Linked DNA regions of Mus musculus: regions 1, 2, 3, 5, 6 and 7 are each linked to region 4. A link is a loop called in an ENCODE intact Hi-C map of the cell type or tissue named here. Cell type or tissue: heart. All regions are shown on one strand. Region 1 holds the start of Rad23b (RAD23 homolog B, nucleotide excision repair protein). Region 2 overlaps Gm12506 (a long non-coding RNA gene). Region 3 has its middle 94 kb from the start of Gm42291. Region 4 holds the start of Klf4 (Kruppel-like factor 4 (gut)). Region 5 has its middle 180 kb from the start of Gm12511. Region 6 has its middle 46 kb from the start of Gm42291. Region 7 has its middle 79 kb from the start of Gm12511.

Evidence for each region. Hi-C counts contacts between places; a loop is a spot of excess contacts. Peaks named below come from ENCODE experiments on the same cell type or tissue, not always from the same donor. Only the 100,000 strongest peaks of a DNase experiment are listed, where the experiment ranks them.
Region 1: it touches region 4 in a loop (2.5-fold over the local background); 4 of 42 quality-filtered maps call a loop at or near these places.
Region 2: it touches region 4 in a loop (2.5-fold over the local background); 3 of 42 quality-filtered maps call a loop at or near these places.
Region 3: it touches region 4 in a loop (4-fold over the local background); 17 of 42 quality-filtered maps call a loop at or near these places.
Region 5: a loop joins it to region 4, with 2.1 times the contacts of the local background. A loop is called at or near these places in 3 of 42 quality-filtered maps.
Region 6: a loop joins it to region 4, with 4 times the contacts of the local background. A loop is called at or near these places in 11 of 42 quality-filtered maps.
Region 7: a loop joins it to region 4, with 8 times the contacts of the local background. A loop is called at or near these places in 16 of 42 quality-filtered maps.

The regions. Positions count from the first base shown.
Region 1 is chr4:55,347,489-55,351,488 of GRCm38, reverse strand. Rad23b (RAD23 homolog B, nucleotide excision repair protein) reads right to left here and starts at 1,447. Exons shown (of 10, transcript NM_009011.4): 1 at 1,062-1,447. The coding sequence starts at 1,127. Gm42290 (a long non-coding RNA gene) reads left to right here and starts at 3,287. Exons shown (of 3, transcript XR_881289.3): 1 at 3,287-3,494. In heart, a CTCF peak has its summit at 1,851; a DNase peak (open chromatin) is centred at 1,598; H3K4me3 peaks cover 2,772 bases; H3K27ac peaks cover 2,243 bases.
Region 2 is chr4:55,603,398-55,607,397 of GRCm38, reverse strand. It overlaps Gm12506 (a long non-coding RNA gene), which reads right to left. Exons shown (of 5, transcript XR_390585.4): 2 at 1,608-1,783. Among named protein-coding and RNA genes, the nearest start is that of Gm12511, 34 kb to the right of the region's middle. In heart, no CTCF peak of the experiment used is centred here; a DNase peak (open chromatin) is centred at 2,247.
Region 3 is chr4:56,220,208-56,224,207 of GRCm38, reverse strand. No RefSeq gene overlaps it. Among named protein-coding and RNA genes, the nearest start is that of Gm42291, 94 kb to the left of the region's middle. In heart, a CTCF peak has its summit at 1,546 (motif pointing right); DNase peaks (open chromatin) are centred at 1,547 and 2,037; H3K27ac peaks cover 490 bases.
Region 4 is chr4:55,528,722-55,532,721 of GRCm38, reverse strand. It overlaps Klf4 (Kruppel-like factor 4 (gut)), which reads left to right and starts at 247. Exons shown (of 5, transcript NM_010637.3): 1 at 247-855; 2 at 972-1,092; 3 at 1,739-2,723; 4 at 2,840-3,004. The coding sequence starts at 851. It overlaps Gm12506 (a long non-coding RNA gene), which reads right to left and starts at 12. Exons shown (of 5, transcript XR_390585.4): 1 at 1-12. In heart, CTCF peaks have their summits at 206, 1,277 and 2,292 (motif pointing right); DNase peaks (open chromatin) are centred at 151, 1,361, 1,661 and 2,311; H3K4me3 peaks cover 3,198 bases; H3K27ac peaks cover 3,039 bases.
Region 5 is chr4:55,747,921-55,751,920 of GRCm38, reverse strand. No RefSeq gene overlaps it. Among named protein-coding and RNA genes, the nearest start is that of Gm12511, 180 kb to the right of the region's middle. In heart, no CTCF peak of the experiment used is centred here; a DNase peak (open chromatin) is centred at 1,800; H3K27me3 peaks cover 434 bases.
Region 6 is chr4:56,360,460-56,364,459 of GRCm38, reverse strand. No RefSeq gene overlaps it. Among named protein-coding and RNA genes, the nearest start is that of Gm42291, 46 kb to the right of the region's middle. In heart, a CTCF peak has its summit at 2,116 (motif pointing right); no DNase peak of the experiment used is centred here.
Region 7 is chr4:55,648,990-55,652,989 of GRCm38, reverse strand. No RefSeq gene overlaps it. Among named protein-coding and RNA genes, the nearest start is that of Gm12511, 79 kb to the right of the region's middle. In heart, CTCF peaks have their summits at 943 and 1,800; DNase peaks (open chromatin) are centred at 779, 1,589 and 2,519; H3K4me3 peaks cover 1,756 bases; H3K27ac peaks cover 2,238 bases; H3K27me3 peaks cover 233 bases.

The sequences.
Region 1 (4,000 bases), 180 kb after region 4:
ATCCTCACCATCTCAGCTGGTACAGTTCCCATTTCAGAAAATCAAACAGGGTAGTTTGTCCCGCTGTAGAAAACGAGTTATAGAGCCACAAATAGAATTCGGATCTCGGATCTATTTAATTAACACCACGTCCTGGTTGTTTCAATTACAAACTCAATCAGTCAAAAAAAAAAAAAAAGAAGAAGAAGAAGGAAACCCCCCCACACAAATATGCAGTAATCTATTGACATAGCGTCATAATTCCACGTGAGAAAAAATTTTATTCGCATGACATTTTTTAGATTCCTGACATAAAGTTGTATTAAAGTTAACACAGATCTTTTTACAGGCAAAACCGGAGACCACTGCATTAGAATTTATCACGTGAACTCGTTAAGTGTAGTAGTCGGCTTTTTAACTGTAGAACACCAAGTTTTTATATTTTTCTCCCTCCCTTCAAATACTACTATTCTAGGAGTCCGAGGAGCGTTCAGGTTCCCAAGACGACCGAAAGAACGCATTTAAATCCGGATCTGAAGGTTTCTAATGCAAAATTCTTCACCACCAACGTGGCCTCAGAACGTAATCCACCTGTGGGTGTGGGTTCAGTGGCTGCGAGGGGAAGGATCGTAAAAACTAATCCAAAATAAGACATAAATAAAAGGGCTCCTTCTGAGAGGCCAAAAAATTCATTTTTCCCCCACCATCCCTCCCGGCTGCAGACAAAACTAGGCGCGTTTAAGGCCCACCGTCTTGGGTAACCGGCCCCTTAGACCTCTGCACCTAGCCATGTCGCCGGAGGGTGGTGGCTTCGCCTGGGTCTCCCTCCCTCCCCCACCTGTGCACGTCAGGCCCGGCTCCAGCGCCCAGGCCGCCAGGTCTCCCCTCCCCCTCCGTCCCCACGACCACGCGCTCCGGGCCGCGGCCACCAGCGCCCACGCGGACCGGTGCTGCTCCACGCCATCTGCCCCCGGGCCTTCCTCGTTGTCGGCCACAAAGCCGGCGGTGACCCGACGCCCCTCTGGGGCCCTCCCGCGCCGCCCCGACTCGGGCCCGCGCTCCCCTAACCCGGCGGCGCATACCGTCTCCTCCGGGTCGATGTCGATCTTGAAGGTCTGCTGCTGAAGGGTCTTCAGGGTGACCTGCATGGTGCCTAAGCCGGGGCCTGGCCGCCCCGGGGTGGCCGCGATCCTCGCGCTCTCGGGAGGAAGGCGGTGGGGGTGGGGGGGCTTGTCACATTCGCCCGGAGTCGCACTCACCCCGGGCCCCGCGTCTCCCCTGGCCGCGCCGCCGCTCGCTCCCGCGGCTTTCCCGGTAAGCTCGACCCGCGGTGCTTCCTCACGCGCCAGCCACTGGGCCCGCAGGAGGCGCGAGGGACTCCCCGAGAGACGCAGAGAACCCGCTACCTCACCACAGGATGGTGGCCGCCATCACCGTGACTCGCCGAGACGTGACCCCTCCCCCACCAGAAAAAAACCCGGAGGATGGGGCCAGACTCGGGCGATCTGAGCAGGCGCAGGGTGCGGCGACGCAGTGCGCAGGCGTGAACAGGAACTCCGCCCGGGAATTGGAGGCGGGGCGATGGGTGGGGCTGGAATATCGTGCGGCGCGGCACCGGCGTGCGCAGGCGCACTTCGCAAGCAGAGGCGCTCGCGGAGGCCTGGTCCGCTCCGCGGTCCTGCAGTGGCTCCGCCTACATCCAGGCTCCGCCCAGCGGCGCGAGTTGCGCAACCCGTAGCCGGGGAACGGCTACGTGGAGTCCCGGCTCAGTGGCTGCGGCTCAGCGAGCGCGGAACCTTGAGGGCGGTGGAGCGGGCGGAGCCTTAGTGCAAGGATTGCCGAGGGCCGGCCCAGGAGGGGCGCACATCGCCAGTCGAGCATGTGTAATGCCGGTTGCTTCCCTGATTCTGAGACTGACTTCAGCCATGGACTGCTTGCTTGCCAGTCTTGTGTTCTCTCACCAGCCTTGGGACCTCCCACCTCTAAAGAAAGGCGGATTTAAGAAGGAGGCCTAGTTGTGTCACGCCTTTCCCTCTATCGTTTTGCTTCGTTTAGGTGTTGGTGGTAGATATTAGGCGGTTGCCTCTCCTCACCCCCTTCCCCCGCCCCCCCCCGCCTCACCCCAAGCGCTGCTTTCCTTTGCACGTGGACCCTTTTAATCTTTGCTCAAATGTCGCCTTCTTGAACTCTATCCTGCCTATCCAACTTAAAGTATCTTATTCGGATCTCATTATCCAGCTCCACTTGTCTCAGTAACCATTCATCACCTTCTGGGTACTCTACACTATGTGTATTTAGCGTGTGTGTCTTCTCTTCTTTTTCTGGTCCCCAGGCTGAAGCTACACAGAGGCATGCATTTTGTTTTGCCCACGTTGTGCCCCAAAGCCTACAGAATAAGCCTAGCACATTGTAGGTACAAGGTAAATATTAGAAAAATAGGTAGACGTGCTTCTGGTTCCTTGGCAGTAAGGGTGAGATGTCACTCAGCTAATTGGTGGTTGGAGAGGGTGGGATAATGCATGTAAGTCTTAGAGTCAGGAACACAAAGTTAAGTGCTTGGCTGTAGCTGTATGATTATTTACACAGCGATAAGACCAGAGTGCAGAGGTGTCGGGTAATAAGCACCACAATAGTAAGTGACACTTTAGGTGCTTGTCTGTATGCTGCCTCTTAATAGTGCAGTGACCCCTGTTAGACTTAAAAAGAAGAAAAAGCAGTTACCATCAGACCACAGTGAGGACAATTATGAGCATCCCCCATCTCTGAGCCAGCACCATCAATGATTACAGTATCGCTATTTGGATTTTCATGATTCCAGAAGCTAGGATATAATTTTGTCATGGAACTTTCCCTAACCAAGCCCCCTCTCCACCGACAAGGTATGTCCCTGAACTATGATAAATATCGAATTCTCTGCCGGCTAGGCTGTCTTCCTGTGGAACTAGTCTTAGTCACCAGGTATGCTCAACTTTTGCTCTGAAAAACTGGCAGCTGGGATCTCTCCCTTTAGCTATAGGGTCAGCCAAAGGCAAAGCAGTATTACTGTTTTCAGCGTAACCAGATGCTGGAAAAAAACATGGGCAAAGGTAGCAACTGACTTCCTTATGGGCTTTCCCTTCAAGCCATTTCTCCCCTCACTCATGACATTCCACCTCTTAGGTACTCAGATCCAAACATCGTCATCATCCTTAAGTCCCTTTCTTCCCTGACTCCTGCTGCCTAGCCACCACATCCAAAACAGGGTCAGGTCTTATCACATTTACTCTCCACTGTGTACCCACACGTTTACCCACTTCCCCCCATGATTTCCATGTCTACAACCATCAGCAGTGGCTGTCTTCTAAGGAGGCTTCGCATCCAATCCCACAACAGTCCAGCAGCCAAAGCACCCAATGTTAAACTGGGGGCTTTAGTTTTGATTTTGTTTCTTATGACAGGGTCTCAACTATATAGCCCAAGCAGAACTGAAACTTGCAATTCTCCTGCCTCAGCCCTCTTGAGTGCTGAGATTACAGGTATGTACCAGTATCCCTAGATCAGAGTTGTCTTTTGAAAACATAAACCATGTCGCATTCTTTTATTCTTTTGTTTTGTTTTGTTTTGTTTTTTTCTTTGTTTTTCGAGACAGGGTTTCTCTGTGCAGCCCTGGCTGTCCTGGAACTCACTTTGTAGACCATGCTGGCCTCGAACTCAGAGATTCGCCTGCCTCTGCCTCCCAAGTACTGGGATCAAAGGCGTGCTGGCACCTGCACCATGTCACATTCTTTATATTTGCGTTTTACTTCCATGCATGACAAAATGTCACAGTGATCAACGTAAGAGGAAAGGTCTCTTAGCTCATGGTTTCAGAGGTCTAAGTCGGGGCATGCTTGTTCATGTTTTGGACCTATGGCCACACAGTATGTTGTATCAAGAAGGCACAGTCATAGAGCTGCTTGCTTTGTGGTACCCAGAAGCTAAGAGAGGGAAGAAACGGGGGTCTCCAACTCCCTTCAAGAGCACCCCCAGCAACTTACTTCCA
Region 2 (4,000 bases), 75 kb before region 4:
GGCTTGAAGTACGTTATCATCTCATAGAATCTTCACAAGCCTGGGAAGAAATAATTATTCCATAGATGAAAAACCTGAGGCCCAAGTCCCTGTGCTGGGCTGCAGCAGGTCAGGGGTTTAGAAGCCCCTGTCCTTACTGACCTCACCTTGGGCTGTAGCAGCCACTCCCCACCCTCACCCCAAGAGAGTCAGAAGAGAGAAAGATAATGTTGAGAGGAAGCAGAGGTGAATGAGGCAGCAGAGAAAAGGACTCCCTGGGAACAGCTCAAAGCCAGAGAGCTGGCAGCAGGACAGGCTGGGCCAGGGGCATCTTCATCCCCAGGAAGGAACATTAGCTATAGGCTAGGGACCAGCATAGACCTCCAAGTCTTTCCCAGCAATGCTCTGAGCAAGTCTCTGAGCCTCCTCCTGCTGCAGACCACACCCCCAGTCAGCAATGTCAAGGGTGGACAGAGAAGGGGAGAGGGATAGACCCAGCTAGGATTCAGCATAGACCTAGCTCCAGGGTTGACCACGGCTCAGGAAAGCCCTAAGACCCCCTTTCATTCCCAGGCTCCCAGGGCTCCAGGTATCACATCATTCTCATCACAGAACAGATGGGGGAGCTGACCTGGAGGGGACAGAGCCACCACCCATCCTGGCCCAGGTTGCCTAGCACCTGGCCCAGCAGCCATCTTTGTCATCACAAGGATCAGCCACACAGCCCAGGCAGAAGCTAGCCTCCGCACTGGAAAGAAGAGTCCCCTCCACATGGAGACGTTCTCCCTTGGGACTCGGTGCCCATTCCCAAACCCAACAATTAATAAGCAGGAAAGGGGCTACCTGAGCCTGCCACAGGGGCCTACATCGTTGGCCACAGAACATGACAAGGAAAGTTGAAACTGGAAAGCATTACTAGCAAGATCAGAATGTGAGTCTCCCCATACCAAATTCCTGGTCTCTGGAGCACACACATATAAGACCCAGAGTTCTGCTTTAGGTCAGTCCCAGCTAGCAATTTACACTATTCTAGAAGCTTCATTTTGCCTTTTGATCTAATAGGTCTGAGGTACAGAATGGCACCATGTGTGTGTGTGTGTGTGTGTGTGTGTGTGTGTGTGTGTGTGTGTGTGTGTGTGTGTGTTTGTGTATATGTGTGTGTGCTCACGAGAGGGGGGGTGGTGGGAGAGAGGAGAGAGGTAGGTGTAGGGACAGGGAAGATGTTCATTCCATAGAAAAAAAGCGTCCAGTGTCTTGGGCCATGCTACCTTTCAGGACCAGGACACAAAGCTAGTCACCAAACAGGTAAATACCTTCCAGGGAGAGGGACACCATCCACTGGGAGGCCCTGCTGTCTTATGGGGGCGGGACATAGCAGGAGCATCTAAGGTAAGTCTATGTGTTGACTCCGGTAGACAAGGATCTCCCCGAGGTGCCTGTGAGAGCTACGGCCCTTTCCTGGTCCTCAGAGGGTTTGGAAGGAACCTCTTGAAAGCAGTGGCTCAGGATGCTCTGCCCCCTCCGCTTTCTGCCCATACAGCACACACAGAGGCCCCTTGGGAGCTTCTCCTGAGCTTGGGGGGTCTTTCCTTTTAATTCATCCAAAGAGGGGGCTGCACCAGTGTTACCTCGTGATCCTCAGCCTGTGGGGACTTGAATTATGGGGACTTGACTCATGAAAGGACTGCTCAATGAAAGCCATCGATTCCGGCTCCGGTGGTTCCTCGGGAACACCATGATGATAAGCATCTAGACGACTCCTGACTGTCCTCTACATCAGATGAGGCGTAGGAGATGAAAGGACCTTGGAACCAACATACCAGCAATGATATCGGTCTTATTATCCCTCATAAAAATGGCACCAGTTAAGTGTCTCTCTGGGAAAGGCCATGGCTGCGGAGCTCCTAGTTTTAGCGGGAGTGCACGGTAGGCCAGGAAAGCCATCTGGGCCCTGAAAGACCTGTAGCTTCAAGCAGCCCTCAACAGCACTGGCCTTGTTGGTCTCATTCCCCGGCTTAGCACTAAGCTGAAAAAGAAAAAAAAAAAAGAAAAAAAATGGGGTGTCCTTAGTACCCCTGTCCTTCAGTTGTCCAGCTGTCTGTTAGCTGTAGCCAATGGATTACCAGGCAGGACGGAAGCCCTGTCCAGCCATAAATGACCACTGGCTCCAGGCTGGCCACCCGCCCTGGCCGCCCGCACGGAAGGGCTGGACTTTACCCAGCAAATCGGGAAGGAACTGGAGCCTCTGAACTTGGGACTTGGGCTCCATCGATAAGCCAGTGGACAAACAGAGGGCAGGGGCCAGAGCTCCCCTTTATACACACAGAAGCTTGGCTCCAGTCTGATACATCTAGATCTTTGCCCTTTAGTTCAAACAGGAAATCTTAAAATGGAAAATGAGCTGCGTAAGGAAGGGGCGCGGCCACCAGCCTAAAGGGAAAGACAGCAGGTTGTTGGCAGAGAGTACTGGGGCTTCTCGCAGAAGGGAGTTGTGCTGCATGGTATGTTTAAAAGAATTCACCAACTGTAGATGCCAGACAGCAAGCAGGCAGGTGAAGATGCTCTATGGACAGCTTAGAGCCAGGGAGAGTCAGGAAGCTGGCTTGAGTCACAGCCTTCTTCCATGAGGAGTCTGTGGAGAATGGTGTCGCCCAATAGAACCTCAGCTTCTCCATCCATAAATAGGGCTGGCAATAGCATCTCCCTCCAAGTACACGCAAAGGCATCCAAATGAAGCTGTGCACAGAGTGTTCGGATGGCCAGCTTTGCATCCTAATGAGGCCCCTCCCCAAGAGATATTTCACAATCGAGGGGGGAATCCAAAATAAGATCTCTGGCTCCCCATGCCACCCCCGTACACCTCCATGCTACCCAGTTCAAAGCAAAGAAAATTGGGGGAAGGTAAATAATTAGAGAAGCTGAACGGGTCTCTCTGCTGGGGGAATCCAAGTAATTATTCACCTGTAAATTACTCCTCTCACATTAATTCCACCTCTAGATCCTTCAGACAAGAGAAATTCATTTATTTACGTCTTTAACCGGTCTGCTTTGGTAAACAGCCCAACAAGCTTGCATGGCCCATTAAAGCGGGGAGAAGCGAGACAGCAGGAGAGAAGGAAATTAACATGTGGTCATTACTGGCATTTAGAAGATTACCTCCAAGGGTAATTAATGGGGAATCAAAGCCAAGGCAGACCTCATACTCAGCCAAAGGGGAGGCCATGGCAGCCAGAAGGGGCCTGCAGGAAACCTTGGCTGCAGGTGTCCTGGCATCCCACTTGTGAGATGGAACCTTCCAGCAATCTTCCTTTCTGCCCTAAAGCAGTGGTGTAGGCTATGCACTGAGTGTAGAAACAGCTCTCCCTATGTAGTGAGGTCATTCTTGATTCTTACCACCAGCCCCCACCCCTCAAAAACCCAGACCTCTCCAGAGCACTCTCAAGCCAGCCTGGCTATTTCTGGACCTGGCACATGGACACCCATTAAGTAGTTACTGAATGAATGAATCCACACAGCTGTTCATTCTAGTGCCATAAAGCCTCTCAACTCTGCCTAAGCCCATATTCAGCCCCCACCCCTGCCCCACCCCACCTATGGAACTGACAAATCAAACAAGCTGATCATCTTCCAGCTCCAACCAGAGGGGAGAAAGTTGTAAATTTAGGCAGTTTTCCCTAGGCTCAGACAGCCTGGATTCGAAGTCTAGGTCAGCCCCCAAATGACCTGTGTGGCCCTGGAGACGTGGATTGACATCTCTGAACTTTAGCTTCCTCGTCTACAAAATAAGAATGGAAATGGCAGCTACCCAGTCCTTATTGCCAGGTGCATTGCAAGTTACTGGAGAAATGTATGCCATCTAATAAGCATGCACTGTTAGCTTCAGCTAACATCATTCATGACATCCCGCCAAGCTTCTTGGTGTCCTCGAATGAAAGACAAAGAAACTTCTTCTCATGTACTGTGAATACCGGGCCCCAGATGCCTCTCAGACTCAATCCTCACCACTTCCCATCCCTCTTCG
Region 3 (4,000 bases), 690 kb before region 4:
AGGGTGACCTGTGGACATAATAAGAATCCATCCCAAAGGAAATATTCTCAGTCAACCAGCCTGGTTACTCTACATGGAAATCAGTTGAGAAGAACTAAAACTCTATCTTTGCTTTTCAGACCGCACTGGGGTCGTGTCTACTTTGGTATTTTCCTGTGTGGAAGCCTCAGCGGAGTTCTGTTCCTTCAGGATTCTACCTCCATGCCATGTTGACTCTGAAGGGAAGTTGAAAGCAGTCTGTCAAGGTCAGTGGTACACTTGTCAGCCATTAGTCTGGGACAGGGTAAGAAAAGAAGTGCTTGATTGGCAATGCTTGGTTATATTTTGGTGGAAGTACTTTTGTGATAGTGTATTTCAAACTCCCAACATGTGAATGTATTTGCAGAGTTCCTGGAAATATGAACTCTGCCTCCACAAGCCTTCTCTGTCAGTCTCTGGCACACCTCTGAAGCTCTTTGAAGAGAGAGAGAGGACTAGAGTTGGGAGAGGTGGTTAATTCTGCTAAAAATACCAGACTCTCGGGAGCGGGGGAGATACAGTGTTTATAAAGCAAAACATGAGGTCCTGCGTTTGATCCCCAGACCCCACATGGCCATGGTTGTTTCTTTGTAACCCCAGCAAAGGGGAAGCAGCAGTGATAGATTCCTGGGACTTGCTGGTCAGCCAGTTTACCTATCTGGTAAATTCCAGGTTATTGAGCTATCCTGTCTGAAAATACTGGTGGACAGCATTCTTGACAGACAGCACCAATGTGGTTCATGTCATGTTGATTGTGTTGTTGTTCTGTTTTAGATAAAGCTTGTCCAGATTGAATATTCCCAATCTGTTAATGTTTAGCTTACAATACAGGACTCAACAGAAGTGTTCTTCCAGGTGGGGACCAATGTGTGTCTATGTGTGGGCGTGCATGCTCCACGTGGAACATGGAGAAACAACAAGATTCATGTAGAGCACTGGAAGAAGCCAGGCCAATTTAAACACAGGTCATCCTGGTCTTTGCTACAAATCTTGATGGGACTCTGAAGTCCTTTTCCAGATCCTTAGAATCTTTTTTTTCTCTGTTTTTATTAGGTATTTTCCTTGTTTACATTTCCAATGCTATCCCAAAAGTCCCCCATACCAACCCCCCCCCAATTTTGGCCCTGGCGTTCCCCTGTACTGGGGCATATAAAGTTTGCAAGTCCAAAGGGCCTCTCTTTCCAGTGATGGCTGACTAGGCCATCTTTTGATACATATGCAGCTAGAGACAAAAGCTCCGGGGTACTGGTTAGTTCATAATGTTGTTCCACCTATAGGGTTGCAGTTCCCTTTAGCTCCTTGGGTACTTTCTCTAGCTCCTCCATTGGGGGCCGTGTGACCCATCCAATAGCTGACCGTGAGCATCCACTTCTGAACTTAGAATCTTAATAAACAGGCTTGGAGAAGTGTTGAGAACAGGGAACCTGATGTGAGCTTAGCATTAGCATGTTCTGATAAAGCTACTGGAACAAAGTCAGGGCTGCTGGATGCCTTAGGGACTAGAGTCTATGACGACATGGGGCAACCACTAGGTGGGGCTGTGGCCGAGGGGACTCCAGGGTTTCTTTTATGTGGGTTCCAGTTTCTATTTCCTTATTCTCACTCTCTCCTTTTCTGTTCTTCTCTCTCCCTTGCTGCTTATCCTGTAGCTGTCTTAGCTGAAGAAGCCTGGGTTAGCCACCTCCTTGTGCACTGATCTCTACAGCTTGCTATAGCAGGGACCTGGGGCCTCAGCCTTCTCCTGTAGGCTGGGACACTGGGTGGAATGCTCAACTCTACTCTCCCCTGCAGTTTGTTTTGTTTTGTTGTTTTGTTTCGATTCGTTTCTTTTCTCTTCCAACATTCTCAGCTCCAGTCTTCAATCTGAAGATGGATAAATAAACAAATCGAAACTGAAATTGAACATTGGCCCCAAAGTGAGGACATCTGGGAGGCTTTTAGGGAAATGTACGTGCTTGCTGGGTTTCCGGTTACATATTTTATGTTGCCTGGTAACAGAGCTCACAGTTCACTTTCTGGCTTTCTTCTCCCCCATCCCCTGTTTATAGTGTAATTACTGCCGTGACTTCATAATCCCCCAGTGAACAGCTGTCAGGGGGGCCCAACTGCTGAATAAACAGGGCTATACAAGCTCTCCTCCACTGGCTGGTTTACTAAATAGATCAATATTTGGTTTGTAGGCAAAGAGATTAGGAGGTGGAAGTGTCTTTTGAAAAAGTCTGCTGGCTTCCCAGGGCCTCCCAGCACACCTGAGAATGTGGGAAAGAAAAACCAAGTTCATGGAGGGAAAAAAAAAAGGCCCATCCAAGCCTTTCACCTGCTGGAGACTTCCCAAGGAGCACTGTGTCTTTAGGAGGGCATCCTCTTCAGGAGGCATCTTAGGCTCTTAATTCTAAGTCCTAGAGAATTCTATTTTCTTCTTCCTCTACCTCCCTACCTCTCTTTCTGTCCTGGCCCGATCACATCCTCTTTAATCTTTCTAAATGGATATTATAGCCTCAGGGACTCCAAGAAGATTCAAGGATAAACAGGAGCTAAGCCCCTGAAATGCCAGGCTCCCTCCAATGCCATCTTCTCCGCACAAAAGCCCTGGTTAGAAATGCCATCAAGAGAGCAGCCTCTGAGGGTTCTTTGTCAAACTCAAGGTTTGTGTGACCCTCTGGGAAAGGGTTCTCTTGACCTTGATTTTTTTTTATGTGTAAGGAAAGGGCTGAAGGGCAGGGGGGCCCTGCCTGAAGTTTCTGGAGCCTTACAATCTAAACCTCTAGGCTGGCTGGCTCTAGGACCTGGGGCAAGTCCTTTGTGGATTTGTGCTCACACAGTCTGGGTCTAAAGGCTTCTTCCAGGTAGGAGTGAAGCAATGTCTAACTGAACAGAAGAGAGTTTACTGCAAAGGCCCAAAAGAGACTGGGAACTCCACAGAGTTGTCCTACCTTCCATGTGGAAAGGGGAGAGTTAACCTATTACTGTGATCATCAAAGGAGACAAAGGATGAATGGAATTTGCCTAGATTATGGTCTCTTTAAAACTAGCATTGTTTAATTTCTCCTGAAGCTAAAACCACAGTGAAGAAAGGCTTGGTTAAAAAATGGGACAGAAAGAGGAGATGCAGAGCTCCTTTTCTGTGTACAACTCCAGTAGATCCAACTTCACAAAGACAAAGGCACTGCACTAATTCAACTTGAGACTTAGCTATTCAGTGTCCTGGTGTTTCATCGTATTGTCTAGATACATTATGTCCCTATGTTGCAAATAATTGATGTTCAGAGGTCATCAAGACTGTTGTTGAGGGTCGGGCCATCTTTCAGATAAATATGTGCCCCCCCTCCTCCGATCTAGTTGTAAAATTTTTTGTGTTCCTTCTTCACCACAGAAGTGACTGATGACTGATGCACAACACATGGAAAGAGAAACGTCGACCCGATGGGTTGCTCCAGATTAATGACCTAGAGGTGGCAAGGGACGTTTACACGGCCTCTGATGCGCCCTTTGCTGTTGCCATGCAACAATATGTCACAGGCTGATTCACTCATCTCACTGAATAATGAAGTGTCTCTGCAGTAAAGAAAAACCTGAACTTGGCCTCTTTCTGTGGGACATGATGAGACTCCTCTGGACAAAATGTTACAAAAGGCCTAACCCTCCACCCATAATGGAAAGGGTAAGGGGCCAGGGTGGAGTGTCAGCAAGGTCGGTCCTAGACGCTCTCTAGAAACTCAATTTTTGCCTTTGTGCAAGGATGAATGGCAGAATCTGCTGGCTCAGGCTGCTAGCTTCTCTCAGAAAGACAGCACGATTTCACTTCAGTTTCATATAGATCCGTGTGTAGATCAGCACTGTGATAACATTCCATCGTGCTAAGTCTGTCCAAGACAACTAACCTGTTTCCAAGATCTAATTTTGTACGTGGGAATCTTGCCTTGCCCTGATTTCCAGACCCACAGGCAGGCTTGGCAAGATGTAGCTAGGAAAGGCCTGTGCT
Region 4 (4,000 bases):
AGCTGCCTGGCTGGCGTCACGGCCTGGCCCCGCCCCGCCCGCGCCCCTCCCTCGCCCCCGCCCCCACGTGCGCGGAGTTTGTTTATTTAGCTACCATGGCAACGCGCAGTGGGGGCTGCGGGAAGGCGGGGAGAAGAAAGGCAGGGGGCGGGGCCTGGCGGCGGAGCCCCGCGCGCCGCCACAGGGAGGAGGCGGGGAGCAAGCGAGCGAGAAGTTATAAGTAAGAAGCGCGCGGCGGCCGCCGGCAGTTCCCCGGCCAAGAGAGCGAGCGCGGCTCCGGGCGCGCGGGGAGCAGAGGCGGTGGCGGGCGGCGGCGGCACCCGGAGCCGCCGAGTGCCCCTCCCCGCCCCTCCAGCCCCCCACCCAGCAACCCGCCCGTGACCCGCGCCCATGGCCGCGCGCACCCGGCACAGTCCCCAGGACTCCGCACCCCGCGCCACCGCCCAGCTCGCAGTTCCGCGCCACCGCGGCCATTCTCACCTGGCGGCGCCGCCCGCCCACCGCCCGGACCACAGCCCCCGCGCCGCCGACAGCCACAGTGGCCGCGACAACGGTGGGGGACACTGCTGAGTCCAAGAGCGTGCAGCCTGGCCATCGGACCTACTTATCTGCCTTGCTGATTGTCTATTTTTATAAGAGTTTACAACTTTTCTAAGAATTTTTGTATACAAAGGAACTTTTTTAAAGACATCGCCGGTTTATATTGAATCCAAAGAAGAAGGATCTCGGGCAATCTGGGGGTTTTGGTTTGAGGTTTTGTTTCTAAAGTTTTTAATCTTCGTTGACTTTGGGGCTCAGGTACCCCTCTCTCTTCTTCGGACTCCGGAGGACCTTCTGGGCCCCCACATTAATGAGGTAGGTGAGATGTTGGACTTGGGAACAGAAAGGGGTGAGGATTGGAGGGAAGCTTCGGAGCAGTGGCCAGGGTGTCCCCTGACTCCTGGTCCCTGTGCGCCCCGCCCGGCCCGCAGGCAGCCACCTGGCGAGTCTGACATGGCTGTCAGCGACGCTCTGCTCCCGTCCTTCTCCACGTTCGCGTCCGGCCCGGCGGGAAGGGAGAAGACACTGCGTCCAGCAGGTGCCCCGACTAACGTGAGTGTCGCGCTAGTGCCCTGTAGATTTCTGCAGATGGGGTGGGGTGTATGGGCGGAATCCGGGGGTCACCAAGAGTCCTTGGTTAGGACAAGGATTGCCCTCCATTGGAACTCTACAGCCTTCCGAGGTGGCTCCTCGGCCCTTGAGTCGGCCTTAAGTGCGTGTGGTCCCGGCACTGCGGTACCGCCAGGGGCGCACAGCGGTTCCCCACTAGTCTTCGGGCGTCCGGACCGTGGGGTGGGCGCACTCAGTCCACTATATTTTAGGTGGACAAGTCTCGAGACCCTTTGGGCCGGAGTGATCGTAGCGCGTGGGCGACCCGGTGGCTATGGTGCATGGGGAGAAAGCCACCGTGTCCCAGTGTCCCAATTCCGTGGGCGGCTGGAGCGTCCCGCGGATCTGGCGGGGAAGAGGACTGGGCTGGTGGAGCGACGGCACTAGCTTGCAGGAGAACGAACGCGCCACCTCTTACCTTGGTGTTAGCTGAGATTGCAGTGTGGCCCCTGGAGTCCCCGAGGCTGCCTTCCTGTTCTGTCCAGTTCCTATAGCAGGGTGTTGGTGTGCTTCACCCAACAAGTCAATATTAGGGGTGGCAACAGGGTGCTACAATTAACAGTTTCTCTCTCCCTCCCTGTTCTTGCAGCGTTGGCGTGAGGAACTCTCTCACATGAAGCGACTTCCCCCACTTCCCGGCCGCCCCTACGACCTGGCGGCGACGGTGGCCACAGACCTGGAGAGTGGCGGAGCTGGTGCAGCTTGCAGCAGTAACAACCCGGCCCTCCTAGCCCGGAGGGAGACCGAGGAGTTCAACGACCTCCTGGACCTAGACTTTATCCTTTCCAACTCGCTAACCCACCAGGAATCGGTGGCCGCCACCGTGACCACCTCGGCGTCAGCTTCATCCTCGTCTTCCCCGGCGAGCAGCGGCCCTGCCAGCGCGCCCTCCACCTGCAGCTTCAGCTATCCGATCCGGGCCGGGGGTGACCCGGGCGTGGCTGCCAGCAACACAGGTGGAGGGCTCCTCTACAGCCGAGAATCTGCGCCACCTCCCACGGCCCCCTTCAACCTGGCGGACATCAATGACGTGAGCCCCTCGGGCGGCTTCGTGGCTGAGCTCCTGCGGCCGGAGTTGGACCCAGTATACATTCCGCCACAGCAGCCTCAGCCGCCAGGTGGCGGGCTGATGGGCAAGTTTGTGCTGAAGGCGTCTCTGACCACCCCTGGCAGCGAGTACAGCAGCCCTTCGGTCATCAGTGTTAGCAAAGGAAGCCCAGACGGCAGCCACCCCGTGGTAGTGGCGCCCTACAGCGGTGGCCCGCCGCGCATGTGCCCCAAGATTAAGCAAGAGGCGGTCCCGTCCTGCACGGTCAGCCGGTCCCTAGAGGCCCATTTGAGCGCTGGACCCCAGCTCAGCAACGGCCACCGGCCCAACACACACGACTTCCCCCTGGGGCGGCAGCTCCCCACCAGGACTACCCCTACACTGAGTCCCGAGGAACTGCTGAACAGCAGGGACTGTCACCCTGGCCTGCCTCTTCCCCCAGGATTCCATCCCCATCCGGGGCCCAACTACCCTCCTTTCCTGCCAGACCAGATGCAGTCACAAGTCCCCTCTCTCCATTATCAAGGTTAGTGGGGGGAAGGGACTGGCTGGTAGAGATGGCGCTGGGAGCTTTGTTTCTGGGGATCTTGAGACTATCCAGATTGAAGTTGACCCCACTTTCTTTACCCCCCCCCCTCCCAGAGCTCATGCCACCGGGTTCCTGCCTGCCAGAGGAGCCCAAGCCAAAGAGGGGAAGAAGGTCGTGGCCCCGGAAAAGAACAGCCACCCACACTTGTGACTATGCAGGCTGTGGCAAAACCTATACCAAGAGTTCTCATCTCAAGGCACACCTGCGAACTCACACAGGTAAGGGAACCAGCACTGTGGAGGAGGGTTGGTGCCTGTCTGCTCCGTAGGCTGGCTGTGGGCTCCTTAGGGCTTTCTTGGGTGCTGGGGTGTATCTCTTCTCCATCTCCTGGATCACAGAGGAGGGCAGCAAACAGGCGCCTATGGTTTTGCCCAGAAGCCTTTTGCTTGATGGATGCTATCTGCTGCCTGAATGTGCAGTTTCTCATTGGGCCTTTAAAAGATAGGGAGTTTCCTGTGTGTGCCTGCCCCTCCTAGCCTGGTAATCAAGAAGTTATACTTTGCAATGCAAAACTGTGGCGGTATCTTTAAAAGAAAAGTTTTAAATTTTCTAGATTATTTTCATTGTTGTCTCCTCCTCCTCTTAGATCTACCTACCCTTGACTCTATTCTGGTCTTTAGAATAATTAGATCGTATTTACGTTTGAAGAATTTAATGGTTCCCATTGCAGGGATTCTGGTGTAAAACTGTCCCTGCAAGCTGGGTAGGGTGACACTCAACTTTGGAGTTACAAATACCAAAGTTGAAAGAATCCTGTTGATTCAAGACCGATCTGGTCAAGAACCCGAGTCTCGAAATAACAAAGAACGCACAGGTAGTCTTTTAGTGGGTAGAGTCTTCCAGATGCATTTATGAAAACAGCCAGAACGGCTCTGCTGGAGAAATTAGCCACGGGTGGCATTCTGGACCCAGCGTAATGGCATGGGATCCTTTGGGTTTCAACAGAGCCAACTTCTTTTTTTTTTTTTTCCATTTTTTATTAAGTATTTAGCTCATTTACATTTCCAATGCTATACCAAAAGTCCCCCATACCCACCCACCCCCACTCCCCTACCCGCCCACTCCCCCTTTTTGGCCCTGGCGTTCCCCTGTACTGGGGCATATAAAGTTTGCCTGTCCAATGGGCCTCTCTTTCCAGTGATGGCCGACTAGGCCATCTTTTGATATATATGCAACTAGAGACAAGAGCTCCAGGGTACTGGTTAGTTCATAAT
Region 5 (4,000 bases), 220 kb before region 4:
TCCATGTGTCTTTACTGCTGTGAACAGACAACAAGACCAATGTAACTCTTATAAGGACAACATGTAATTAGGGCTGCCTTACAGGTTCAGAGGTTTAGTTCATTATCATCAAGATGGGAGCATTGCAGTGTCCATGCAGGTAAGGTGTAGGAGAAGCCAAGGGTTGTTGTCTTCATCTGAAGGCCACTAGGAGAAGACTGGTTCCTATGTGGTTAGGAGGAGGGTCTCATTGTACCTGCCCACAGAGACACGCTTCCTCCAACAAGGCCACACCTATTCCAACTAGGTCACACCTCCTAATAGAGCCACTTGCTGGAACAAGCATATTCAAACCACCACACCATGAAATGCGGCTTTCTGATGTCAGGATGGTTGAAGCTTTTAATTCCAACTCTCAGGAGAGACAGTGAAGAGGGAAGACTGAAATCTCAAAGCCAGGTTGATAAATATGACAAGTTCAAGGCCAACCTAGAATACATAGTGAGAACCTGTTTATACATACATTTGTACATATATACCTACATACATACATACGTACGTACATACATACATACTTACTTACACACATACGTACATACATACATACTTACACACATACATACATAATACTTACATGCATATATACATACATACATACATACATACATACATGCATACATACTTATATGCATACATTCTTACATACATTCTAAAAACAAGGCTTCGGCTCAATGAGTTGTTCAGTCCATGGCATACAGGAAGTACTTAGAGAAGCTATGTTACCTCTGAATAGAAGTTCTGTCTCTTTTAAAACATCAAAATACCACATATTGCACAGCTGTGGTTTGAGTACTCAGAGGGAGAAAAAATAAAGACGGAAGGAAAGAAGAAGAAAGGGAAGAGGAAGGGGCAGTATCCCGTTTTTATATAGGAAAGACTGAGGCTTGGAGCATCAGTCTGTATACCCTCAATTGTTGCTTCTCTTCTCTTATAAGCAATATTTTTGGAAGAGAAGGTATGTTAGTTAAATATCAAATTTGGTAAAAAAAAAAAAATAAGTAAATAAATAATAAATGAAGAGAGAAAGAAAGAAAGAGAGAGAGAAAGAAAGAAAGAAAGAAAGAAAGAAAGAAAGAAAGAAAGAAAGAAAGAAAGAAAGAAAGAAAGAAAGAAAGAAAGAAAGAAAGTGAATTTTTTGACCCTGTCATAAGAAGGTCAGGTTTTTTGTTTTGTTTTGGTTTGGTTTTTGGTTTTTGGTTTTTTGAGACAGGGTTTCTCTGTGTAGCCCTGGCTGTCCTGGAACTCACTGTGTAGACCAGGCTGGCCTCGAACTCAGAAATCCGCCTGCCTCTGCCTCCCGAGTGCTGGGATTCAAGGCGTGCGCCACCACTGAGACCTTTTCAAGGCTTACAGCCCCCATGCTTTGCTGCTTATCAAACCTAACCTTCAACATTTGGAAAGGGATGAGAGAAACGCAGCCAAACGGTGATCGACAGTGGTACCTACCGAGTGACCTCTGTCACTCCATCTGCACGTGGAGGCTCTCCCTGTCCCAGGGGCCCTGACAGGGAAGCTCCTGTGAAGTCACTCCAGGGCCATCACGTGTGGGAACTCAGCTTCAGACATTTGGCTCCCGCCCTTTTTCCTGCATCAGGGGAAAGAAAGAAAGGAAAAAGAATCCAACATCTGCTTTCACACCAAGGCTGGGAATCGTCCCTAAAACATTGCTCATGCATAACCAAGCAGGCATTTTGTCCGGAGTAACAGGATCTGTCCCTTGCTCTCCACCGCCTCTGCGCTTTGCTGATAAAACAATAACTAATGTGCTGATGCGCGTTTCCAGGAACCCAAGCTGTTCAGACTGCTCAGCCAGCGGCTGCACTCAGAGGCAGGTGCCAGAGCCCAGCCGGGAAGGCCGTTCCTGTCCTAGCCAGCCAGCCAAGTCCCTGTCCTGGGCTCCCCTCCTTCTGCCCACACCAGGACTTCTTGAAGAACTCTACAAATGGGGTTTGATGACATTTTTGGCCTTCAGTCAAGCTCCCTTTCTGCAACTTTCTGGTCCAAATGTAGACAAAGGCCCTACCCACCCTGCTTCTTTATTCATCCCCAGATATAAGAAGAACTAAGGTAATCTTCAGTCCTACTAACAGCTCCAGACTAGCTCATCCTCCCACTCCCATGTGTGTGTGTGTGTGTGTGTGTGTGTGTGTGTGTGTGTGTGTGTGTATGTGTGTATACATATATGTGTGTACATATATACATAGATATGCTGTACATGTGCCCATACACATAAATGTATATATAGCATACATTTATGTATGTTAATGCTATTTCACATATTCAGGTACTAAGTCACCAAGAGGATTTGCTAGCAATCTTCAAACACTTTGCTCTCTGTTCTCTTTGTGGTCTTAAAAGCTATTGAAAATAGAGACTGGAGAGACAGCTTTGTGGTTAAGAGAACTGGCTGCTGTTCTAGAAGACCTAGGTTTGATTCCCAGTGCCCATATGGTGGCTCACGATGTCTGTAACTCCAGTTCCAGGGGCACCTCTGGCCCAAGGGGGCACCAGCATATACATGGTCCACACACATACACACAGGTCTTCTAGTGTCTTCTAGAAATAAAGAATGTCACAAATTCTTCATATGGATAAACTTATAAACAAGCAAGTTGATGTTTGTGATAATATCATGGTAATGTACAATAAATGATTGAATATATAAATACAGACTGCAGTTCAAGCTTATCAATACTGACAAGACTTTATTAGAAGCTGGCATCCATATAAGTTGGATGGGGCAGCCTTACCTGTGAGCTTGTCACAACTGCTGAGCTCCATGCCTAAGTACAGGCATTGCAAGGAATGTGTTAATTCGAACTGCTTTCTCTTTTCAAAGTCTTATTGCACGTTAGTGTGTGTGTGTGTGTGTGTGTGTGTGTGTGTGTGTGTGTGTGTGTGTGTGTACAACAGCTCTCAAGTAGCAGTCAGAAGACAGACTACAAGAGCTGTTTCTCTTCTATTATGTAGGTGTGTAGAGCCCGGGGATTGAACTCAGGGTGTCAGACTATGTAGCACCTTTTTTTTTTTTAACCCACTGAGCCTCCTTGATGGTCCAAAACTGTAGTTTTGAAGGTTGCACAAATCTTTTGATTCATGCTCTGAATAAGGATCACAAGTGAAGAAAGCATTTTCCTCAAGACAAAAACTTTCATGATCTAGAACTTGTTTTGCCCCTTGTTCAAAAACCTGAAACTTCTTGAAAGGTTCACCTGGATATTCAGCAGAAGAAGTCTCATTACCACGGTCTCATCTTCGCTCACGTGGGGATTTGCTGTCGCTTTTGGCCAAGAGTCTTCTACTGTTGGTGGCTGAGTTTTCACACCTATGAAATGATCAGGGAGCTGGTGGGTGGCTTTGACTACACTGATACTTTCCAGAGGGTGGGGTACGGAGCAGTGCAGGCTCTGACTGGAGAAAGACTGTAGAATCCCTGGCCTAAAAGGAAACTACTTCCGAAAAGAGGACACTCTCTGTCCCTTCCGTTTTTCATCCTTTGGATTGTAGGACAAGGCATAAGCTTCACATTGATGGAAGCCCATCTTTAACAGCTCTGTGACAGGCATTGTTTCCCTCTATTAATAAGCTGTCATCCTTCTGTTTGGCCTTCACTGCGCAACTGTTGTTCCAAGATCAGGTAAGGTGGTAGAGAAGATGTTGACGTTGGTCTGCAGGCTCAGGGTTAGCCATGCAGTGAGAAATGACCTAGACGTGGGTATGAACCATATGCTCAAAATCTGGGTAGCTCTACAGTGTGACATATCCACCAGTGCAGTGGTGAGCATTGAGGCATCAGATGGAGGCCCTACATTCACAGTCCTTCCAAGAAAATCATTCCACGCCAGTATCTCTAGTCCCAGAAGCCTGAGGGAGGAGCACCTGGATCTAGACTTGAAACACGTCTAGGATGCACAGTGAACTCCAAGCCAGCCTAGTTTTCTTGTGAGGCCCTGCCTGTCTC
Region 6 (4,000 bases), 830 kb before region 4:
CATGGAGTTACAGCATGGAGAGCGAGGATGATGATAAACCACAGTGTATGTGTCCAGCTGGGGAATAGCCACTCTTGGCTCTGCTGATGGTTGCTAGGCAGGAATGCTGACACGGTTTGTTCTTTGTCCTGTTTGTTTGGCTCCCCAGATGTCACAAATTTTAATTTCAAATGATACTTTCCAGCGTTGACTGCTGACCACGGATGCAAACTGTACCTAAGCTCTGCGTGTTTACGGTTTTCATTGGCTCATCGGTGTGTGTCTTCTGCCTTGCAAAGGATCCCTAGTGACACACTCTTTTATCTATATGAACATGGGACACTTGGAATCAGTCATCTTTCAAGGACATTACTTCCCACCTCTCTGTGCCCTTTTACACGTGCCTATACATGCATATGTGTGCATGTGTGTGGAGGCAAGACAACAGCCTGAGCTGTCATTTCTCAGGCTCTTCTCTCCAGAGAGCTGTCAATCACTGTCCTGGAACTTACCAAGGAGACCAGTAAGCTTCAGGTATCCTCCTATCTTTACCCTTTGAGAGCTGAGATTACAAGTGGGAGTCATATGCATGACTGTATTTTTAATATGGATCCAAGATATTGAGCTGAGCTCCTCCTACTTAGAATGCAAGCACGTTATTAGCTGAGCTATCTCCCCAGCCCAGCTGTGAATACCTCTTTAGAATTAATAAATAGTTCTCCTCTAGTCTTATCTCTTGATAACAATTGTACTTTTCTAGCCATAGTTGCTACAGAATGAGAGTATTTCAAAAGTGGGATGGATAACTCATCTCTGCGTTTACATACCCAGCTTGCCAGTTTTCAGGATGAGATGGCAAGTTCTCATTCAGGCGTGGCATTCAGCTACATCAGATCCTTCTGGCTTGAGTACATAGGCATCACCAATGTACAATTTGCAGGTTACGAATCCAGCTGGAGTTAGCTCCTGGGGCATCAGTATAGAGAAATAGCTTTTTGGCTCCCTTCATCCAACCTTGTAGGTCAGGTAGCCAGAGGGGAGGCTCATTCCTTAGGGATGAGGAAACAGCAAATAAAGCAGGTGGTCAGCCAGTTTACTCTTTGAAACATCGGTTTGGACTCATGGGAATAATCTCATCCAGTGTCTGTTACAACACATTCTGAGGTCTTAGAGTTGTCTCAGAGAGAATGGGAGCTTTGAAATAAGGTTACAGGCCTCATCCATAAGGGAGCGATAGCAAGGAATGTGAGAAGTGATGAGAAAATTATTCCAACAGCTAAAGAATATGCTACCAGCATCATTTTAACTTTGAGCAGGAGACAGCCCAGAGTCTCCCCTGCTCAACCCCCTCCCCACTGTGAGGGTCAAGCCAGCTTGACTCTGATGTCCTCAGGTCCCTTTTCTGCAGCCAGCCTGGTCAGTAGCAGCTCTGCCTCAAACTTGACCCCTGGCATCTATCTTCTCAAGGTTCTGCAGGTATTTTCAATTGCTTGTTCAAAGACAGAGTACCTTGAACTGCTTTGAAAGTGAGGTTGAGTCATTTGCTATCTTTGTGTATGTACTGGCAATCATGCTTGTGTGTGTATGTGTGTGTGTGTGTGTGTGTAATCTATATATCTATATTTGTATTTGTGTTGTATGTGTGTATGTGCGAGTGCATGCATATGAATGTGAGATCCAGAAGTTGACACAGAGTGTATTGTTGATATCGAGGGTCAACATATTCTAATGCTGTCAGTTACGAGTGAACAATACAAAATTACCAAGTAAGAAATTGACAGAAGTGAACATGCTCAGCTCAGTACCCTTGAATGGGACTGGGCAAAAAAGAATACACAATTTCACATTCCCCTCTTCTCCATTAGTGGGCTCCAACTCCCACCTTCAAAACTAACACTTAGTTCTTCTAACTCAGATGTCTTTCTCTCCTAAAAGCCAACCAAGACTTTGGGATAGTAATTTCATGAAGAACTGTTTAAATATAAAGATCCCTTCCATTAGCTGAACCATAGATCCCATTACTGAAATAATGGGTGAGGCATTCCCTCGCTCCAGTTATATTTTTCCCTTCTTTTATGTTTATTGATTTATGCTTTTAGCCTTTTCTTAGTTCTGGTTTGTAAAAGCTAAGTATTCATTCATTTCACTAGGTGGCACTAGACATAACTCTGCGTTTGGCTAGTGCCAGCTCGGAAACTCGAAGATCTTTGGAGGGAAACATTTCTCAGGGCCAGAAGTCATCAAGTTCAAACTGGGATATAGCAGTTGACTTTGCTCTTTCTTCTAGCCTTTATCTGTGGTATTGGAAGGAGCCACTTAGCAGGACAGAGAGCACGCTGAACTTGAAGCCTCACTACGCAGCAGGAGGACTGTGCGTTAAGTAAAGACCCTCTCAGCTTTGCACTCTGCCACATGTCTCACTTCCGTAGAGAAGTGATCGTCCTCTGTTAAAGCCGCTCTATATTCCTTGCCCTTATCCTGCCATTACTCTTTGTCTAATACTTTGACTTATGAGCCCTGAATATGTGAATTATTTCCTGAATACTCTTATATAGATACTAAAAGCCAGATTTAGTCCTTACATAGTGTTGGGACATAACCAGTTCCTAGGAATACAAGCCTGATATATTTACCCAGCACTTCTCTTCCCTCTATGCTGCACATTCTAAAGGATTCTCTCAAAAGAGAAGATAAAGACCTTATCAATCTGTGCTTTCCCACTCCTCAGTCACTTGTGCTGTTAACCTACCTCCGCCTATCAACTGACTTGGCTTTACAATTTAATTAACGACTTCATATTAACCACAGTGTGAGGGAAAAGATATAAATCATTACTAAAAGTTTCTTCCACACAACATAGCCATCTCTATGACACAGCTGTGTTTTCCTTACAAATTTACCCTTTGTAAAGGCACCAGATGATCCATAGACACCCACTACTTTGGTGACAAGACTATGTACACTAGTATGCAACGTGATTATTCTTGAATACTATTAGAAGAAAGCATATGCATTTCCATAGTGCCCCACAGAAGGAGAAGTTGCATCCGATGTGTCTTAGGTCTGATGGATATTATAAGCAAAGATGATTTTCTTCCTGACTTGGATCAGTAACAGATGGCCACCGGGACAGGGCGACGCTCTTTTCTATTGGTCCGTCCAGTTAAAGGTTTGTCAATGTTGTTAGCTTTACAGCAAAACAACTTTAATCCCATTAATTTGTTTTCTAATTTTATATTTTCTTTTGCATTTGTTTCTGCTCAACGCTTCTTGCTCACGTTTTTCTCTATCCCTCGGAAGGAACCTCCAGTATAGGTGACTTCATCTGTGACTTTCCCTCTAAGCAAGGCCTAAGTTCTGTTGCATAAGCTTTGATATGGTGAATATCTTTCATCTTAAAGTATTTTCTAGGTGTATCCTTTCATTTCTTTTTAACCCTCTGATATTTTGTTTAATTTCCTCACATTTCTGATTTTTCCTCTTACCCATTTCTGAGATTATTCTGATGAATTCAGAAAACATACTTTGGATGATTTTAGCCCTTTTAAATGTCTTTATGTACTTGTTTTATGGTTAGAAATATAGTCCTTTCTGAGAATTTTTTAAGTTTTGGAGGAAAATATTTATTTTTTAAACAGATTTATTTATTTTTAATTATGTGTGTATGTATATATGCATGTGTGCATTAAGCAGACTGCATTGGATCCCTTGGAATTGATGTTCCAGACAGTTGGGAGCTACCATGTAGGTGCTAGGAAACAAACAGGGGTCATCTGCAAGAGTAGCAAGTGCTGTGGTCTCCTGAGCCATGTTTTCAGCCTGAACAACATGACTCTGATGCTTTGGGGAGGAATAGTCGCTCAGGCCCGTAGATATAGGTGGTGTCTATAAAGTTCTACATTTCTACATCCTTCTTCTGCCCCAGTTTCTGCATCACTGGAAAGGTGATGGTGAAACTTACCAGTTACACTGAGTTGCTCTTTAGCTCTGTAAGCTTTTGTTTGCTTTATTTTCAGCCTTA
Region 7 (4,000 bases), 120 kb before region 4:
ATAATGCTATCTCCTGCCATAACACAACTCAGAACCTGAAATACTTCTGTCGTCCCTCCACCAGCCCCTCCACAAGCCCCAGACCATGTGCACTAGCTGGGGAGAGAAGTGATGGGACAGGGGGCAAGAACAGGCCATCAAGACCCCAAGACTCTGAAGTGAAGGAAAGGAGACATCAGTATCTAACCTAGGACAACCGGGGTGTACTAGAAAACGAGGCCTCCTCGTGTGATTTTTTTCAGAGCACCCAGTCACCAAAGACAGATGTGTGGAGAACAGCTGGAAAACAGCCTTTTATCTGCCACCCAGCAGGTGGTATAACTGGATGATATACTTGGCTCAAGTGACTGTCAACCATGGGAGGGAACTATCAAAAGATTCAACAGTGTTGCAGGGGAGTACAATGAGTGGACAGCAATGAGTTAAACCTATGTCTTTGGAATTAGCCCCATTCTTCTTCTGAGGTTGTACAAACTTGGCCCAGCTGTGACCCTTTCCTGGGTCTCTGGAAGAAAGGTGAGCAAACCTGCCTTAAAGGAGAGTAAGTGACAGTGCTGTGTGAAGCTGCTGAAATATCCCAAAGCTAGGAGCCAGGTGCGGAGCTCACCTGTCACAGAGACAGGGAACGGACTCTTTGCGCCCCTATCTGAGAAAACCCAAACATAAATCATCCTTTGAAAAGGGTGCCTTGGGTGCCTCTCCTTGCAGGGGCTCGAGCCCTTTCCAAACATCCACACCCCCTTTAATCCAGGTAAACACTGAAAGAGAAACGCCTGGAAAAGTGGCGCTTTTTTTGATGTATGCAGGCAATGAACAAATGAGGCTCAGCTTCTACCGTAAGGTCACAGGAGGCTCCTGTGGGTTAGGGAACAACCTGCCACTGACTGTTAGCTAAGCTGCCCTCAAGACTGGAGAGCAGAGAAGCAGCTAGAAAACCCCTGTTGTGTGTGCTAAGTATTGCAACTCGCAGTTCTAAGAGAATGTAAGAAGAAACCGAAGAGACTCGGACAACAGAGCTAAACTTTTATTTATCCCCCTCCTGCTTGATTTGAGTAGGATCTGTTAGTCCAAAAGTAGTAACAGGATACAAGGAGGGAGGAGGGGAGGCGAGATGCTTTAGACATGGAAATTGACGTCTTTCCCCTTCTTTTTAGTTCAAAATCAAAAAGGGAATTCAAGGAGAAGAGACTAGAGCGGGTGGGGGGGGGGGGGGGGGAAGAGAGGAGAAGAGAGCGAGGAAGAGAGGAGCCCGGAGTCGTCCGCAGTCCGCGGGCTTCCTACCCGCAGAGCCAGGACCGAAAGCGCTTTTCCGCAGCCGCCGCGGGCTCGGAGCTTTTAAGGGTTTCTAATCCTGGAAGGCTGTCTGACATCACCCCGTTTCTTGTCGGCTGATGTTTCGTACAAGCCTCTCATTTCCTCAGCGATCTCGGAGCCGCCAATTACTGCCCCGATCTGGTGTTTATGTTTGCCCGGTCCTGCGCCTGGCCCCGCGCCCGCCCGCGAGCCTGCGCTTCCCTGGCCGCGCGGCCCGAGGGGGTGGGTGGGGGGCCCTGGCCCGCGCACCCCAGCGCAAGGGAGGGGTCCCCCTTCATTTTTTTTCATTGACTTCAGCACCATGTGATCAGGAAGTCTGGCCTCCCTCCATTTCCCCTCCCGACTGAAGGGAAACATTGTGTAGCAGCCTGCCGCGGCCACTGGTGGGATGGCCTTCGCTGGCCTGACGTAGGGGGATAAAAATAACCGGCATATTTAAGGCCGGAGCAGGAATCCCGGCGCTCACACGCGGCCTGGTCAGTTCCCGACGCCGCCAGCAGCGCTCTGCGCAGCATCCTAGCTGCTGCGCCAGCCAGCTCGGGAGTGCCTGCACCGCACATCTTGCCCTTGACCTGGGGACCCAGGCCTTGGAGAGGCACCTCGCAGAGCCCTACCCTCTCCATCCTCGGCGGCCTTGCGTTCTGTGTGCTGCCTCCCTAGAGATGAGAAAGGAAAATGCACATCAGGATGGCCTCAGAGAAAGTGGCCAAGAAGCCTGATGCTCCCAAGGTTAATACAGCCTTTGTCTCAGGGGAAGGTGACAACAAGCTGCCACTCCAAAAGCTGCATGCCTCCAGCCAGGCTCAAATCAAGTCCCTTCTACACCTCCCTTTTATACTGGAACTGCGTGTTTCGAAGATTTACAAACATGTGGGAGAGCGAAAAAACAAAGCAGCAGCATTTATCAAGGCCAACTTCATCAAATAAAACAGAAAAGATCCACCATCATCACTACGCCCCTAGAATACCTAGTAGTCTGAAATAATATGATTTCCCAGTAACTTGTCCAGCTGTTGCCCACCCCACCCCACCCTACCCCACCCCCAGCCAGAACACTCAGGCTGCCCCCTACAGCCCTTCACTGGGGCCGCCAGCTATGCAGGGACCCAGAAAACAGAAAAGGAGGAATATTCCTTGTGCCTAGATGTGGAAGCCCTCATATCCCACAAGCACCCTCCCTCCCTGTGAATCTGTCTGCAGCTGGCATTCTCCTGCTCATGCCCTCGGGTAAACCTAGTGCCCTGTACAAGAATTTCGGACCTCTTATTTTTACACAAAGGGAAACTGAGGCTGGGCGAGGTGAGTCAATGTGCTGATAGGACTTTCTGCACCATCTCCGTTCAGTTGCATCATCCATGCCGTGGCGATTTCTCACTTCGTGGAAGGAAGCCAACTCAGTTCTGCTGCCCCTCCTCCTCAGCTCCAATCCAGCCCAGCAGAGGTGAGTTCTCTGACCTGTGGAAACCTCACCTCTGCTCCATACACAAGTTTTTACTCCCAATTAAAAATGAGAAGTCTCCCTGTCTTCCGTTGTCTAAAGTAACAAGATATTCCAAAATTTCTGGCACAGTGACTCTCCTAAAAAGCCAAATGTTATGAGGAAAAGGAACGGACACCCTCCCTCCCTCCCTCCCTCCTTCCCTCCCTCTCCACTTTTTGGTATTACAGGGATGACAAATATCTATTTGTCCGGGTGGACGAGGCAAAGAAGTATTCCCTAAGAAAGACTGAGATTTAACCACCTCAGAGGAGGAGACTCCAAGGATAGATGTGACTTGGCTGATTCTGCAGCTCCCAGCACACTGACTGACAATTGCTGTTCTTGACCCATAATAATTAGACTGAATGGATAGAAGGGATGAGGGAAGCCAGGTACAGCAGATCAACCGAGGTACATCAGAAATGTGTGGTCTGGTCAAAGCTTTAGTGACTAGTGATAGTCACATTACCATATCCCTGGAAGGTAGATGCCATTGTCCCCGCTGTGAGTGTACAGAAAGTGCCACAATATGAAAGTCTGAGCACAGCATTTGAACCCAGACAGCTTACTTCCAGAAGCTGTGTTCTTAACTACTAGGCTAAATTCCAAAAAGCTGAGATGTCAGAGAAGCACCCACCCTTCCCTAGGCACCTCCTTGGTTCCATGAGGCTGAGTCCTGAAGAAGAAAAGGCTTTGTCTCTCAAGGCCCCAGGTCTCAGAGAGAGAAGCTTGAACACACAACTGGACTACAAGTACCTCACAGGCAGACATGGCACACCCTCTTCTCAGTTACCCTACATCGCTGACACAAATGTCTGTTGAAATGGTTACTCCTTACAGAAGCCAACCTCTGGACCATCAGCCATCTTCCCTATTTGCATCGAATGTAGCTAATGACTATGACATCAATCAAGCCTACCTAGCTGCTTTTCCTCTGGCCTGAGAATATCTGAGGACAGAAATAGTGACTGGCCTGGTCAGTATGGGGACAGTGGCCACTCACTTAATATTGATAATGGATGCACACAACGCATTAGCCCTTCACTGCCCTCCTTATCGATCAGTATAGGCCCCTGGTGACCATCACTCTGACTTTCAGTGTCTCAGCACCTCATCTGCTGCCCCACAGAATTTGCCACAGATGTTTTTTGACTTCCTTCTTCTTTCCCATAAACTCACGAATGCAGAAACCACCTCGATTTGCCT